Regions from separate parts of the Homo sapiens genome. Here region 2 is linked to region 1. A link is a loop called in an ENCODE intact Hi-C map of the cell type or tissue named here. Cell type or tissue: heart left ventricle. All regions are shown on one strand. Links, peaks and the distances in the headings refer to the core of each region. The heading gives the core; the rest is flanking DNA. Region 1 overlaps LOC105378764 (a long non-coding RNA gene). Region 2 overlaps NFIA (nuclear factor I A).

Region 1 (8,576 bases), core at 1,519-5,518:
AATATACTTAAGTCTCTGTGTGTATACATATAGAGACAGAGAGAGAGACAAGTATATTCTTTTACATAAATATGAAAAACAGACACAAGGAACCCAAAACTGACACTAACACTAAACATAGATTTTTATTTCAACTTTCAAAATGCAATCATGTGCTCTTTAATGACATTTTGGTCAATGACATACCACATATATGACAGTAGTCCCATAAAATTATAATACGGTATTTTTACTGTACCTTTTCTATGTTTGGATATGCTCAGATACATGAATACTTACCATTGTGTAACAACTGACTACAGAATTCTGTAGAGTAATATGCCGTACAGATCTGTAGCCTAGGAACAATAGGCTATGTCATATGGCCTAGGTGTGTAGTAGGCTATACCATCTAGGTTTGTGTAAATACACTCTATGATGTTGGCACAACAAAGGTGCCTAAGGACGCCTTTCTCAGAACGTATCCCTGTCGTTAAGCAATGGATGACTGTAGTTAAAATATGTTACGAAATGAAATTTGCATCTAACACTGCCACAACAAAACAATTTAGTTCCATAAAAACACAGCTTGAAAACCAATGGCCGACTCCTAGACTTCCCCAATGGATCATATGCAAGGTAATTTTAGGTGGTATACATTCTTTTTTGTTAATAATGGTATATTTTTTAAATGTGCATTAAATATTGACTTTCACATTTGCTATCATGATATACATTTTCTTTTACTATTAAATGACTTATAAAATTAAGAAAGGTGAGTTAATTTTTTGGAACTTTTATTTTTAGATACAGGGGGTACACGTACAGGTTTGTTACATGGGTATATTGCCTCAGATAATGAACCCAGTACCCAATAGGTAGTGTTTTGACCTTTGTCCCCATCCCTCCCTCTCCCCTCTAGGGTCTATTGTTTCCGTGTTTATGTTCGTGTGTGCTCCATGTTTAGCTCCCACTTATAAGTGAAAACATACAGTATTTTGGTTTCTGTTTCTACATTAATTCACTTAGGATTATGGCCCCCAGCTCCATCCATGTTGCTGCAAAGAATATGACTTCATTCTTTTTTATGAATGCATTGTATTCCATGGTGTATATGTGCCACGTTTTCTTTATCCAATCCACCATTGATGGGCACCTAGGTTGATTCCATGTCTTTGCTATTATGAACAACACAGCGATGAACATACAAAGTGCATGTGTCCTTTTTGGTATAATGATCTATTTCCTTTTGTATGTACATCCAGTAATGGAATTACCGGATGGAATGTTAGCTCCGTTTTAAGTTCTTTGAGAAATTTCCAAGCTGCTTTCCACAGTGGCTAAACTAATTTACATTTCCACCAACAATGTATAAGCATGCTGAAGTGAATTAATTTAAAGCAACTAATAGCACAGGTGAATACAGAAAAAAAATATGAGGGTAATAGATAAATGGCTGAAGTTTAGTAAACCTTAATTTAATATGTCCCACTTGTCAATTCAAGTGGGGAACTGGAGGACAAAAATGGTATTCTTTGGTGGTAAATGAGGACTTGCCCCCATTTATCCTCATTCCTAATCTAGGGGTGGTATCTTTTTCATGCTACAAGAGGTCAAGCATGCTCAGCCCCAAGCTCTAATGGTGTCATGTAACATATGTACCAAACCAAAAAAGACTTTTAAGTCTCAACTGACAATCTAAAACTAAGCCAAGACCAAATATCTGTAAGCACAACTTCCTTGGGCTTCCCTGAGCATATCTGGATATTTTCAGTTGCTCAATATGGAAAACAGGATACACAAACAGGCTTAAAATATAAAAGACTATATTGGTTCCTGTCACTGAAAAGTCCAAATATAGCATGGCCTTCAGTCATGGCTTGATCTAGCAACTCAGTCACCCAGATTCTCCATTCTGCCTTCCTTGGAGTTTTAAGGCAAGAATCTCCCTAGTCTCTTCCCCGTTTATATCTAACAAGAAACAGTCTCAGCATTCCCAGAAAAAAATAAAAATAAAAATAAAAAAACAAAGTCAGTCTGTTTGAATCCATGTCCATCCTATGACCCATTCTCAAACCGAAACTGTGGCCAGAGGGTAGGAGACAATGCTTGAATTAACACAGTCATGTGTCCACACCTGGAGTGGAACCTGGAACCCATAAGCTCTAAAAGGCAATTAGAGGTTGTTGGGATTGGAAACAGGTGAGAATAAAGGCTGGCAATGCAACCACAAATATGAGGAAAGAATAGTAATGTCACTGTAATGAAAAGTCTCAGATTTGATCTTGGAAAGATATTGGATACTTCCAAGGATTGGTCATAGTCTTCAGAGATATTTATGAAGTACTCTTATATAAAGAGAAAAAAGTGGTGTGTCTCTAGCTACCATAGATATGCATGGCCAATGTCCACCAGGATATCTGTATGAATTTCTTCTTATTTAATACCACTTTGGGAGTATATATCCCCACTACCTTCGAGGCTGGGTCATTGCCCTACTTAAGAATTTACTTACTAGTGGCTTTTTAAAATGAGAGGGTAGTGGTATAAAAATAATCCAATAGAATGTTATCTGGAAGCCAAAAAATAAGTAAATAAATAAAACCATAGTTTTGCTATTTGGAGTCGAGATTTAAGGTAGAGGAAAGTTAAATGGCTCTAAGAGGCAAAGAGCTGTTTTCTAATGAAGGTGTTGGCTCCCATCCTAGTTTGCCTTTTTTTTTTTAGGACTCCCTGCTAGCCCTCAAAAACCTGCCTTGAGGGCAAACTCTTCACAGTTCAAAGTTTTGCCCTCGGAAGTAAGGCTGCATTTTAATAGCAGCCAAAAATGGGTGCAATTCCTGGGTAAGTGAATTTCATCCAGCAGTAAGCAGGTAGAGACGGATTGGGGAGAGTTTTGGATCTTTCCCAAAGCCTCTTGAAAACGTAACATGTCAGTGGCTGCTTTCAACGTTTATAATTGGAAGACTGCGAATCATAGTCAACTGAAATGTATTAAGCAAGGTGCATTCGCTTAAATTATTTTATCTAACCCTCGCATCAAGCCCATGAGGTATATACTTTACCCCATTTCACAGATAAGTAAACAGAGGCTGAAGGAATCTCAATGACTTGTTCCCCAGCACACTGACAGCACACTGTTGCATGACCTTGAGTCAGTCCCTTCTTTCTCAGAACCAGGTCTCTGTCAAAGGAGGCCCTCGGCCCTGGGAATGCCTTCCCAGCTGCCTCTAGCCCTCCCAGGCCTCAGAATGCTTGTTTTGGGCCCTCCTCTTCCAGGCTGTGAGGTCCAGATCCTGGGCAGATGTCTCTCACCATATGCTGAGGGTGATTTAACAAGGCCAAATGGGCAGCCCCGTGGTTAGAGGCGCTCTCGTTACATATACGCCGGTTGCTGCGGCCTGGCCAGCTGTCCCAGCCCTCGCCCGCTCCTTCTTGGAGACAGCAGCCTGCAATTGCAGATGCCAAGCAGCGGAAGATATTTTTAAAGCTACAGCATCTGTCTCCTTGGCAGCCTCCACCCACTGGTGGGCCGGGTGTTTTGGAGTTGCCTTTGGGCACTTCACATGGTTTGGCATCTGATCCATTGTCTAGGCTGCCTTTTAGAGCTCAGCTTTTTTTGTGGGGTGGAGGGGGGGGTCCCCTAAAACCAACTTTTGATGATGACCTGGGTCTCCCCTCTCAGTGACATCAGTGTGTCTCTGGATCTTTTGTAATATTTTTTTTTAACTTTCCTTTAAAAAAAAAAAAGAAAAAACAAGTGATGAAAGAATGAAAGAAAGAGCATTTCCCCTCTGCCAGAGTGGGTTTGAATAGAAAACTGCCCAGTAGCTGTGCAGCTGCCCAAATCTCGCCCACCATGTCCACATTCTGACTAGTGCAGAACACGGCTTTCTTGGCATCCAAACTTCCCTCAGGCTTGACTATTCCTCAAATGTCTCCCTGGGGAGGTGAGGGATTTCTTTTTTCATTTTTCCCCGCTGCTTTTGCAAAAGACTGTGAAGCTTCCTGTCTACATGCAAATAGCCATTCAAAAAAACAGACACTGACACTTAATTCCCCCTGGCAAGCTGTATTAAGTTTTTTCCTTCTCTTAGAAAGGTGCATTTTAGGGAAGACCAGCTCCCAGCCTGCAAACTCAGGCCTGGGGACTTGGCCCTGTTTCAGAACACCAGTTTGAAGATGACTTCTAGTGAGGATTTCAGGCCTAGTGACAAGAAAATTATCTCAGTTGGGGCAACAGGCTCCTGTGTCATGGGGCTGGGCAAGGCACCAGCCTGCCTCTCACTCATGACTTGGCAAGAGTGCCGAATGTGGTCTTTTCTCCAGCCAACAGGCACAGGCAGTGGCTACCAGAGGATGCCAGTGGGCAGGAGTAATCACCAGGGCCCAGCCAGGCTGGCTAGAGGGTGGTGTTTTTAAGTAACCAGCATCACTGGGCACTCCTTGTCCCATTAAGCCACACTGATATAAGACCCAAAGAATCACTAACCCTCACCCCCACCCACAGAGCAGGAGTCTGGAGCTGACATAGGTAACTGGGGTGCATTTCTTCCACTTAAGGTCAATGAAAGATAGCAGTATTCCCGCCATATGATAAGGGAAATTTCTAACACTTCCTCTATACTGTTCTAAGTGCATTATACGTATTTCCCCAGCTAATTCTCACCACAACCCCATGAAGTTGCTATAATCATATTCTCTTTACTGATGAGGAAACCGGAGCACTGAGAGAGGCAGTAACTTACCCAAGGTCACCTAGCTACTATGGCATGGAACAAGGATCTCAAACCAAATGCTCCACCCCCAGAACCCATCTTCTTGACCCTAAAATAAAGATTGATAAAAATGAAGGCTGACTTAAGTTTTAATTCAACATTGAAAACCAGGCAACTCTGAGTTGTTGGTTCTTATTTGTCATCCTTAATTTGAAATGAAAGGGGATTTAAGAAGGGTGTTAAAGGTAGAATATGGGATTGATTCCAAGTATGTAGCCATTCCTGGTATTTTCACTGTGCTTACTGAAGCCAGTGTTCCTTCTTTGCCCCTGTTAGGCAGCAAGTTTGACCTCAGACTGGTGACCAGGAAGGAGCTTAATAAAAATGAGAGGTATTTGAACAGGAAGCCCCACCTGGGCACAGGCATTTCAGAATTTTTAGTGGCTGCAGGAAATCCAGTTAAAGCAGAGGCTACTTAAATGTATTAATTCATTCAATATATTTATTGGGTAACTTCTCTGTATTGGACATTGTTCTGGTTCTGCATGCTACAAATACAGCAATACAGAAAAGGTATAAGGAGTTCCAGGTAAGGGAAGGTTCTCAGTTTTGAATGGGGTGGTCAGATGAGTTTGAGTCTGAAAAGTTGGCATTTGAATAAGATGCTGAGGGAGGTAAGTGAGGAGCCATGAGGGTACCCAGAGGAAGAAAAAGAACAGCAAGTGCCAAGGTGAAGTGCAAAGGCAAAGTGCAAAGGTCAAATGCAAAAGCAAATTGCAAAGGTGAAGCACACCTGATCTACTCAAGGAACATCAGGGAGGCTGATGTGCTGAAAACAGAGTGAGTGGGGAAGAACAGTGAGAGATGAGCTCAGAGTGCTAATGGAGGTAGCAGAGACTGTAATCGTGATCTGTTTAAATAAGGGTAGTTTAATGAGCTATTCCTAGTGTACTCGGGTGAAGGAACAAAATTATCCAAAAGTCAAGGAACTAACAAGTCTGGAGGTCAAAGGAGAATGCAGTCTGCCCCTTCCTTGACTTGGTTTGGCTCTCCACGCCTCAGGATTTCCTTTTGTAAAGTAAGACTAGCCATAGGAATCAAGGCTTTCTACTGAGCAGGAAGATGTGGCAACTTCACAGGAATGCTAAAGGAGATGCTCACAAGGAGAAAGAAGGAGCCTCCTTTATGATTTAACACCCAAAACAATAGTTCCATTGCCTACTGTAGTGCCTGGAATTCCACCTTTAAATACCCAGCCCTTTAGGTTCTGAAGGCACTAAATGGAGGCGAGAGGGCACCAAACACAAACTGCACCTATTTCAAGATGCTGTCAAAAATCAGAATGTGCATCATCCTCTTAACTCTGTTCTCAAAATTCTTAGGCCTCCTTTCTAATGTCTCATAAATTCATACCCATGGAAATGCCTATCGAGTATTATTATACTTGGTTTCATAAAATGTTCAGAGCTACAGGGCCCCAAACTCTCACACTTAAAGCTTTTTAGAAAGATACCGAGGGTCTCCTCTGTGCTTTATTATTATTGTCTAATAGGCTTAGTGTGCAACAGTGCAACAGTCCAATAGGTCCAAGAAGAGGCACATTTTACTGAGTTTTACTTTCACATTGGGGCAATAAGACCTTATCTATCATTCACCAGCTGTGTGATCTTGCTGGGCTTCAGTCTTCTCATCCATTAAATAAGAATCACAGTTCTTACCTAGTAGTGATATTGTGACATTTAGACATTTAGTGACATTAGACACAATCTAGAAAAAAAAAAAAAAACTGGCAGCAAAGGAGAGAGGAAAGGAGACAGTGACACAGTAGGACCTGTGTCCTTCTCACCTAGGAAACAACAGAGTTGGCAGAGTCATTCATTCAGCACATATATTGTGAACACCTTCCAAGTGACAGTTGTTACACTAGCACCCACAAGCCTCAATATTTGTTTCCTCGTGGGGAAAATGTAAAGGATGGGTGCCTGAGATACACCGTGGCTTTAAGACTGCCTACTGGGTCTATTCTCTCTCACTGGGACAAAGGTGAATTCCAAAGCCTCTCTAGGGCAAGTTTCCATCTGTTGTTTTTCTCTTCCTAGCTTTTATTTATTTATTTATTTTTGAGATGGTGTCTTGCTTTGTCACCCAGGCTGGAGTGCAGTGGCATGATCTTGGCTCACTACATCTTCCCCCTCCCGAGTTCAAGCAATTCTCATACCTCAGCCTCCCAAGTGGCTGGGACTACACGCATGCGCCACCACTCCCTGCTGATTTTTGTATTTTTTAGTAGAGACGGGGTTTCACCATGTTGTCCAGCCTGGTCTCGAACTCCTGACCTCAAGTGATCTGCCCACCTCAGCCTCCCAAAGTACTGGGATTACAGGCGTAAGCCACAGCGCCTGGCCACTAGCTTTCATTTATTATTTTATTTCTGTAATTCTAGCAAGTCTTTTAAATTTGTTATAAAATTATAGCATCACTTTATACAGGAAAAGTCCACCACATTTCATTTTGATGGCCAACAGATGATAAACAAATACTCATGATTCTATTAACACTCTCTCTTTAATGCCCAATAGGCCCCTCCCCTGACTCTGTATGAGCTGTGGGGTCCCAGAGATCATTAAAGGAATACAAAGTGTTCACGTTATTAGCATGAGTTACCATTTATATAACATGTGACATACGCAAAGTATTCTCTGATGATTTTTTATAACTTCCTGGTCTTGAGCATGGACATTTTATTTATTATACAACTATATTGTTTGATTAAAACTGTGCTTTGGGGCAGATTAATACCGAAAACAATAGTTCCATTGCCTACTAGATCATACCAGCCCTAACCAGCCATTATTATAATGTCCTCCCTAGGAAGAAAATGTTTATTTGTTTTATTTATTTGTTTACTTGTGCATTTGGTATCAAAAGCAACATTTTACAAAGTACATGGCAAGAAAAGAATTACACTGGGGTTTTAGCCCAAAAAGTGTTGCATGGTCAAATAAGTTCAACAGTGAAATAGGCAACTTGTAAACACAACACAATTTTAGTTTGCAGCATTCCCTAAAATCACTGGTCAATTGAACAAGAAGAAAGGGTCTCATGAAGGGTAATCCTGAAGGCAAGTGTGGGCGTTTTGTTTCTCCTGATTTCTCCAAATCTGTTTGGTGGGAGTAGTAGTCATTCCCTTGCACCTGGATGAAAATTTTGGCAATCTTATGACTTTTCTGACATCTCTTAGCCAGTGACTCAACATAGAGATTAGAATCTATCCGTGGATGTTTCCTATCTCCTGAGCTGGCTGCTGTGGGCAGAAGACATGCCTTCACGCATTGGGAGTGCCTAGAGCTCACTTGCTCTGCCTCTCACAATCTCCCTCTCCTTTCCGTCTCTTCCTCCAGCTTGCTTATCCTGATGTCTGGCCCCTTCATGGTTGGGGCACAGGGTCAGGGATAGGGGCTAGAAAGGGATGTAGGAAAGTTCTTACTTAATAGGCATTTTCATTAGATGGCTTTGAGATCTCTGGGCCTGGCAGGAGTTGAGAGCTGCCCTTTTTTGGTCATGTGTACTTTCATGGGACTTTAGAGGGTCCCCTGCTAGGTCTGCCAGCTGCCTCTCCCTTGACTTCATGTCCCTCCTTCAGCGGACTGGGACTGAGTCCGCTCTCCTCAGCTGCAGCCGCTGATCCACATCACTGATGTCCTTGCTCTGAGGGCCGTCTCCACCGCCAGCTGCCCTTTGATGCCAGAGCCCTTTTGTAAAGGACCCTGCAGGAGAAAGATGGAAGACTCAGAGCAACTGAAGGGAGTTTCACGAAGGACTGGTTACAGGTGGAGTGGGCAGGGTACAGTGACACCAACAAGAGAGGTGACATGACCA
Region 2 (8,576 bases), core at 2,744-6,743, 470 kb after region 1:
AAATATCAGTATAGTGAACATACTTGAATTTGAAGTATTTTTAAGCTTTGAAGGGATCTTTTGGCTCATCTACCTAAACTGAAGGCACAACTCTTTCAGAGAAAGGTTTTCTTATAAGGAATGGGCTAGAAGTTTTCTGCATTAAATAAGAGCTGAAGAGAGAACCTCTTTCTATTAAAAATTTGAGGTTAAAATGATGGAATGTATTGCCCTCTTCCAGTATTCATAAGCACTACCTTTAAAAAAATTCATTTTCTTTTGCTGTGTAGCTTCTAGCTTGAACTATGAACTACGGAATACTTATAAAGTGATAGCAGCTCAATTCATTGCACAACGCTAGCTTCCCACTTTCTCTGTGATTCAAAGGCCTTCGAAGGCAAAGAATGGGGTTATTGAAGGATGGCAGGCAGATTTCACTAAGTAACAGGTGGAGGTCAAAGCAGTTTATTTGTGGGATGAACAGAGTGCAGAGATGAAAAAGCAAATGCTTTGCCATAATAAGATTTAGCAAGAAAATGCTGACAACACGAAGCCTTAGATTCTAGCTGACAGAACCTTTTCTCGTGTTCATTACTTGATTTCACAGTTCAAGCAATTTGAAGAGGGCTAAAATTTTCTTTCTTTTTCCCTTATGAAATGTTTCAATCAGTTTCAAATTTTTACTTTAGCTGGGTTCTCTGCTTGTATCCAAGGAACACTGGAATTAATAGAGCTCCAGCACAGGCGTATCCCAAACATGGACCCTCACAGACTATGCATCTCTTTCAAATTAAATTTTATCCATAGGACCCTTAAGCTCTAGCTCTCTATCATGTTTTAACTGACAGAAGAGAGTATATTTAAGTAAATACTAAAGTTCACATCATCAAGGCTAATGTTATATGCCAACGAAAGTATTCATAAGGGTGTTAACCAAGCTTGAACACTGAGTTACTTCCAGCTTGTTGGAGATGGAGAGGAAAAGCTTTCATTTTTTTCCCATTATACAGTTCTATATTTGTACAGTGAATATGTTTCGCTTTTGGAAGTTAAAAAAAAAAAGACTAAACATGCTGAACAATACAAAATAAGGTTTATCTACTGTTGTACAGCATGACCAAAAAAGTAAAAAGTTATTTGGTATCATATCATAGAGACCAGAGCTGTCCAATAGAATTTTCTGCAGTGATAGAGATGTTCTGTGTCTATACTATCCAGTATTCTAACCATGAGCCACATATGGCTACTAAGCCCTTGCAATGTGGCTATGCTGAGCAACTTAATTTTTAAATTCATTTAATTTTAATTAATTTAGATTTAAGTAGCCACATGTGGCTAGTAGCTACCATATTGGGCAGGGCAGATATAAGCCAAACATATGTATGATTGAGTTTTTTACTATTCAGCTGGATATCTAAGGAGAATGAATAAAACATTATGCTATTTTATACTATATGTATTGTTTATGCAAAGAAATAATTTGGTTTTCTCAGAAATGTCTTCTTTATCCTCAGTCCTTCTGTGAATGCGTATAATTGCTATGTTGAGCTAAAATCAGTCCTTTCCTGAACACATGGGGGGATGGGATGGCTAGGGGGCAGATGGAATGGGTAGGGAATCTCCAACCTCTTGTAAGTATATGGAGCATGTAACACAATTTTTTTTATTTCAGTCCTGTCACTGGGGTGTCTGTGTTTACCTTGAAAGGAGAGGAAATCCCCCAACTAGTCAAGAGATTTTATTTTTGGCCCAGAAACCAGATTTTTATATGACATTTTCCTTGTGTCTATTCTTTACTCTCTCTGGTTGTAAATTTTCACTCACAAATGAACATTTGGAATATATTACAGAACTCATCGTTTCTTTCCCCCTGAATAATCCATGTAATTTTTACTCCATACTCCCATTTTTTAAAAACTGAAGAAATCACTGATGTCCCCAAGCCATTTAAATTACCTGAACTTCTTTATGATGTGATAATTCTTTGGGAGTCCTTTTAGCTCATTTTCAATGGCTACATATAGAGTAAGAAGGATAAACCTCAGAAGCTATATTAACTTTCATTTATGCTCTCTATCATAAAAATGATTTTAAAACATTTTTATTGACTGAAAAAGGCTAAAAGTCAAAATAGTCTATTTTACCTTTTTATCGTTGAGTGTGCTAATCATAAAAAATTATATTAGAATGAACTCTAATGGATTTTATCATTAGGACACACATCTAACAAACGTGTGGTGTCTTCAACGACCTCCTTGTATCACGCAGCCTGTGTTTATGCTCACAAGAACAGAATGGTCCCTTAACCGTGGGATTCTTCTGTTCAGTCACAGCCTTTATTTGGCATCATGGTTAGAGATAATCTAATTACAAGGTATACTTTAAATGGTTCTAGAAAGGTCTTGTTCCTGCCTGTGGGGGAATTACTAGAGTGCAGTATAGCTCTGCATCTGGAAGAGATGTGTCTGAGTGTAAATCTGATGGTGGATGACTTGCAAAAGATGGTACTGGTACTCAGCATTCATGCTGGGCTTGAGAAATGTCACTGAAATTTATGTGGACACCATTAGTCTGATGGACATGACTGAGCTGTCTGTTCCCCACACTTAGATCTAGTGGAGTAGGGGAATCTGAATGCCTGAGTGTAAAAAAGAGTCACAAAGCAGTTAGCATCATTAAGACTTGGAATGTTTGCAAGAAGAAACATGTTCAAGTGTCATTAATAGTTCAGATTTAAATCAGCTCATGATAGGTTTGTATTGATAAGATACATAAGTAGTACTCCCCCGCGCCCTCACCCAGAAGTAGGGATCTTGGTAGCATGGTACACTGAAAGGAGCAAGAGCTTTGGTTTCCTGGGTTCAAATCCTGGCTCCTCCACTCACTGATTGTGTAGCCTCTCACCTTCTTAAGGACTGCACTGCCTCAGGCACCCTCTCTTCTCTGAGTCATGGCTTTCTGCCTGTCTGCTGGACCATTCCCATCAGTAGACAAGCATGCTGGACTCTCTCCCACCTTCAGAAAGCTATCCCTTGCTTCCCTCCCTCTTCCTGTAGCCACTACCCTATTTTTCTGCTCTCCTGTGCAGATTCCTCCTTCGTTTCATGGAAGTTGACTACACCATTTCCCCTGTTTCTTCACTTCCCATTGATTTTATAAACCATGCTATCCTGTCTTCTATGTGCCTCACTCTCCTGGAACTCACTTTTCAAGACTGTCAGAAACATTCATGTTGCCAAATCCAGTGGACCCTTTTCTGTCCTCATTATACGTGATCTCTCAGTGGCATTCAACTCAGTTGATTGCAGCCTTCTCCTTGAAACACTTCTTAGTTTCTATAAAGATATACTCTCCAATGAGTTAAATGCCTCAACTTAGTTGCCTGTTTAGATGCTGACTTTAGACACTCGGGGGCCTTCCTTGATTTTTACACATTACTGAATTCTAAATAATTGTGTGTGTGTTATAGCCTCTGGTTAAGTGAGCTATTTATTACTGCATTGTAATATATAGTCTAGGCTTGGACACTATCAACAAGTCTTAAGAGAAGAATTTTTGTCCTTTCTTGTTATAGATAGATAACATGGTTTGCAGGAGGCTTTATAGAAAAAGCAACTTGTTGAATAGGCAAGAGGCCTATAGTAAATATAAAACATTTATATACTCTTTTGCAACTCAACATCTGGGGTCATTATCTTCTTCTAAATCTATGTGATATTTATTTTGTGGAGGTTCTGTGTTAGAATCGCTGATAATTCATTCAGTGTGTGTTTGATAAAATCTTAACTGATCCTTACTAAGGCCAAGAGAAAACTTTGATATATAAGACAAATGATTCCTAGTATACTTCAGAGTGGGTTTTTTTGCATACACTTTTGTATCTGATATACCCTTCCTTTTTTTCCCCCTTTGGATAACCAAATTTAAAACTTCAGCTATAAATATACTTTATTGACTTAAATAGGACACTGTTTTTATAGTATACTAGGGAAACTACATGAGGGTTTTATAAAATGTATGCACTTGAGAACCAGAGAGACCTGGATCTGCAGTACCATCTAATAGCTGTATGATCCTAGACAAATTGTTTAACATCACTTGATATCTAATTTCTGTAATATTAAGTTATTGGTAGAAAAGATAATAATACCTACCTATCTCAGATGAAAATGTAAGGATTTGGGGATGGACACGGTGGCTTATGCCTGTAATCCCAGCACTTTGGGAGGCCAAGGTGGGTGGATCACCTGAGGTCTGGAGTTCGAGACCAGCTTGGCCAACATGGTGAAACCCTGTATCTACTAAAAAAAAAAATACAAAAATTAGCCGGGTATGGTGGCATGTGCCTGTAGACCCAGCTACTCAGGAGGCTGAGGCAGGAGAATTGCTTGAACCAGGGAGGCAGAGGTTGCAGTGAGCCAAGATTGCACCACTGCACTCCAGCCTGGGTAACAGACCGAGACTCCATCTCAAAAAAAAGAAAGAAAGAGAAGAAAATGTAAGGATTTGAGATATTTATAAGTACATGGCACATAGTGGGCACTTCATAATTTGTAGCTTTTATTATTTTCAGCCTGGTTTTTGGACGTGATCGACATGCAGAGATTTAATCTCTGTAGCTGCCTCCTGCCTCTCTTGAGGCCACTTGATGGATGAAGGCTTCCAGTTGCCTTTAAGCCTTTAAGTTTGGTGTAATCGTTGTTCTGGTAATAACAGTTATAAAAATAGGTTGTTGGGAATTAGATGATGACAATGAACAGGACACTATCCAAGTCATGAACAATTAAACTTGTAACATTTTGGGGTCCTCTCTAACCTGCTTATTGTATTGGATTTAAAAACTAAAGTGCTGAGGTTGCTTGCTTTCAGAGTTTCTCTCCGTTTGTGACTATAAATGAACATTATTGAAACTAAACTTTCTATTCTTGACTTTGTCACTTTGAAGAAAAGAACATACACCAGTTATATCTTCTCTGACAACTTGAATTACATCTCCCAAACTCCTGCGACAGACAAGATAAGGTCCTGCTGTCCCGAGCAGCACTTACCAGGGATACTTTTAACAGGAGAATGAATTTTTGGATAGGTGCTCTAACAAAGTAAGCACTAACACTGAGAAGTTACAGTTCCTTTTGAAAAATCCAGCATGTTGTTCGGTTGTCACTGGAATAATTATAGTTTATGGTGATCCTTCCCTTCTCTTCCATTCCCATTAATGTTGTAGCTCCTTTGACTCCTAAAAATCTCCCCTTTAAGAAGATACCTAAGGAAGAAAAAACAGCTTTGTACTTCCTAATGATTCCTGCAGTGTTTCCTTTACTATTGTCACTATGGAGTTCTTGGTCAAAGTGTCTGAAAAATATCATAACTTGGGAGTAGGGGAGAGGTGAAATTAATTATGATTGGTTTTCTTCTTTTTATTTTATGTGATATCAAATTGCAGTGAAAAATTCCCTAAAACAAATTTTAACTTCTTAGGGGAGACCCCAAGAATTTGAGTTTTTTTCCCACGTCACTCAATCTAATTTTGTTATTGATGTTTCTCGAAAGAATCAGGAGAAGTAGAAATTTTCAAAAGTATTTATGTCCCTCGAAAATTACCACTTTTTAGTTCCCTTTCTAAGAATACGTCTTACCGTTTTCTCTAGGTGACTAGGCTAGTGAAAGACTATACAACCTAGGGTGGATTAGGTAAAAATAAGGGAAACTTTCAGAATTATAGAGAGTAATTATTGTACAGTAAACATCTTTAATACACACATGTCTAGCATTGCAGTCGTCTTATATTTGAATATCATGTTTGTTTTCTGTACTGCAGAACAAATTTTCACAGAGTTAGCAACTTGAAGCAACACACAGTTATTAATATTATCTCACAGTTTCCATGGGTCTGGAGCCTGGCCACGGCTGAACTAGATCTTCTGCTTAGGTCATACAAGGCTGCAATGAGAATTTTGTTCAGACTCCATTTCTTTCTGGAGCTCAAGGGCCTGTTGCTGACTCTCGTGATTGTTGGCAGAATTCAGTTGCTTGTGGATGTGGGACTAAGGTCCCTGCTTTCTGAAAGCTGTCAGCAAGGGGCCCCACTCAGCTCCCAGAGGCCCCTGCAGTTCCTTACCATGTGGCTGTCACAGGCCCTTTCACAATATGGCAGCTGACTTCTTCAAAGCCTGAAGAAGAATCTCTCTGACTTCTAATTCCTTTTATACAAGGCTCCCCTGATTAGGTCAGGCCCTCCAGGGATAATATATTTTTCCTTAACTCAAACTCACCTGATTGGGGACCTTAATTATATCTGTAGAAGTCTTTTGCAATATAACATAACCTAATCAATATAATCACCTTTGCGGTATAATATAACCTATTCACAAGAATGACATTTATCATATTCACAAGTATCTCACACATGCAAGAGGAGAGGATTATATAAGGCATCATTATACAAGGCTGGAAACTAGGAAGCCATCTTAGAATTCTGAGTACCACAATTTTTTTTTCAAGATAAGGTCTCTCTCTGTTGCCCAGGCTGGAGTGCAGTGGTATGATGATAGCTTATAAACTCCTGGGTTCATGTGATCCTCCTGCCTCAGCCTTCTGAGTAGCTGGGACTGTAGGCATATACCACCACACTCAGCTAACTTTTTCTTTTTCTTTTTTTTTTTTTTTTTTTTTTTTGAGATGGAATCTTGCTCTGTCAGTAGGCTGGAGTGCAGTAGCATGATCTGGGCTGACTGCAACCTCCGCCTCCCAGGTTCAAGCAATCCTCCTGCCTCCACGTCCTGAGTAGCTGGGACTACAGGCACATGTCACCATGCCCAGCTAAGTTTTGTATTTTTAGTAGAGATGCGGTTTCACCATGTTGGCCAGGATGGTCTCGATCTCTTGACCTTGTGATCTGCCCACCTCAGCCTCCCAAAGTGCTGGGATTACAGGCATGAGCCACCGTGCCTGGCCTCAGCTAACTTTTAAAAATTAATTTTTTGTAGAGATAAGGTCTCACTATATTGTCCAGGCTGCTCTCGAACTCCTGGCCTGAAGCAATCCTCCTGTCTCAGCCTCCCACAGTGCTGAGATTATAGACATGAGCCACCAGCCCAGCCTGACTACCACAAATACCAATGATGAATTTGAAGGAATCTTTGTGAATAGTGCATTTGACCTGTATTTTCAAGGTTTTCTTGTTGAACTTTGCACTTATAAGTGCCTCCAGAGATGAAAGCCACTACATGACTAGAATCCCATATATGTTTGCCCTTGTCTACTGAACACAATTTGGAATGACTCATATAGCTTAGAAAAAAATGGCAGACTAGAGGGAAATTGAAAATTCAAAAATTCTGGATGTTTAGAAAACCAGTGACAAGCCACAGGCCTTCTTGACATGTTTCTCCAATTCTATTTACTCTCATTGGGTTTTTTTATACCAATCAAAAGGATGAAATGCCCCATTGAAACAAAACATTATGCTAGATTTCTGCTTCTCATTCTACAAAAGTCTTTATTTTTCTGCATTGAACTTTGAAGTAACATTTCATTTCCTCCAGAAAAAGAGTAGGATTACTTCATCCGTAGTCTTTTTTTAAAAATCTGGTACTTCTAGAAAATACATTGAAATTAAAGTTTTAATGCATTGAAAGAAAGCCAATCAGTCATTAATCCATACAGTAATTTTGTAACAGTTGTGCATAAATAATTGGCAAAAGAGATTTTAAAAAGGAGTTTATTTTTAAAGTAATGTACAGAACCAAATTTGATTTCAAAAATAAAAGCCAACATTAATGTTTTCTAGCTTTTAACAGAAAGCAGTTTACTAGCATTTTGGAATTTCATCTGGTCAATTAAATATACAAAACAAATTAACCAAAACATACATTATGTATGTAGAGAAAATATTAAAGTATATAATAAGGAAATGTGCTCAATACGAACTCTTTAAAAATTGAAAACACAAAGTAATTTTGAGATTCATGACAGCCTTAGGGTTCATATTACTTGACTGTGATAAATTTAGAAGATTATACATAGTTTGGCTGGTTGTTCCTGCATGCTGACGGTATTTCTTCCGTCTTTAACCCTTGCAAAGAAGATTTAAATTTTGCTATTTTTGAACTTGTTTACCAACTTGGTCATTCTTGATACTTGTTATTGCCCAAATTTTACTTGTAATTCCTTTTAGAAGCATAAATAGTGGATTTCAATCATGTCAATATTTCTGCAGTATTTAGAATGGCATGAATTAGAAAACATGAATTTTTCAAAGAAATCATAACTTTTTCTTGAGTCCAGCCATTTGCTATCATCAATAAGATTAGTTAGGATACTGGATTTCATCAGTGATTCCATTATCTGAAAAAAAAAAAAAAATCTGCCACCTTTAAAGTTTTGATTTTTGTTTTAATTATCTGTTCTGCTTCTGTTTTATGACATGTAGTTCAGGCATTGGACTAAATTTAAATCAGTGGAATGGTTGGCAGCCTATAAATTGGTCTACACAAAAAGGTTTAAATGAGTTGGGAGATTTGTTTACATTTTGCTAGCTTTTTATTTCTTTCATTTTTTTTATTTGAAATCTCCTCCTTAGTGGAATTACATGATGA

What was found. Peaks named below come from ENCODE experiments on the same cell type or tissue, not always from the same donor. Only the 100,000 strongest peaks of a DNase experiment are listed, where the experiment ranks them.
Region 2: a loop joins it to region 1, with 6 times the contacts of the local background. A loop is called at or near these places in 1 of 110 quality-filtered maps.

The regions. Positions count from the first base shown.
Region 1 is chr1:60,900,380-60,908,955 of GRCh38, forward strand. All of the region lies in intron 2 of LOC105378764 (a long non-coding RNA gene), which reads right to left. Among named protein-coding and RNA genes, the nearest start is that of NFIA-AS2, 66 kb to the right of the region's middle. RefSeq lists an enhancer at 2,856-3,389. In heart left ventricle, for the core only: no CTCF peak of the experiment used is centred there; DNase peaks (open chromatin) are centred at 3,392, 3,829 and 4,282; H3K27ac peaks cover 2,537 bases.
Region 2 is chr1:61,372,773-61,381,348 of GRCh38, forward strand. All of the region lies in intron 6 of NFIA (nuclear factor I A), which reads left to right. Among named protein-coding and RNA genes, the nearest start is that of NFIA-AS1, 120 kb to the left of the region's middle. In heart left ventricle, for the core only: no CTCF peak of the experiment used is centred there; no DNase peak of the experiment used is centred there; H3K27ac peaks cover 2,030 bases.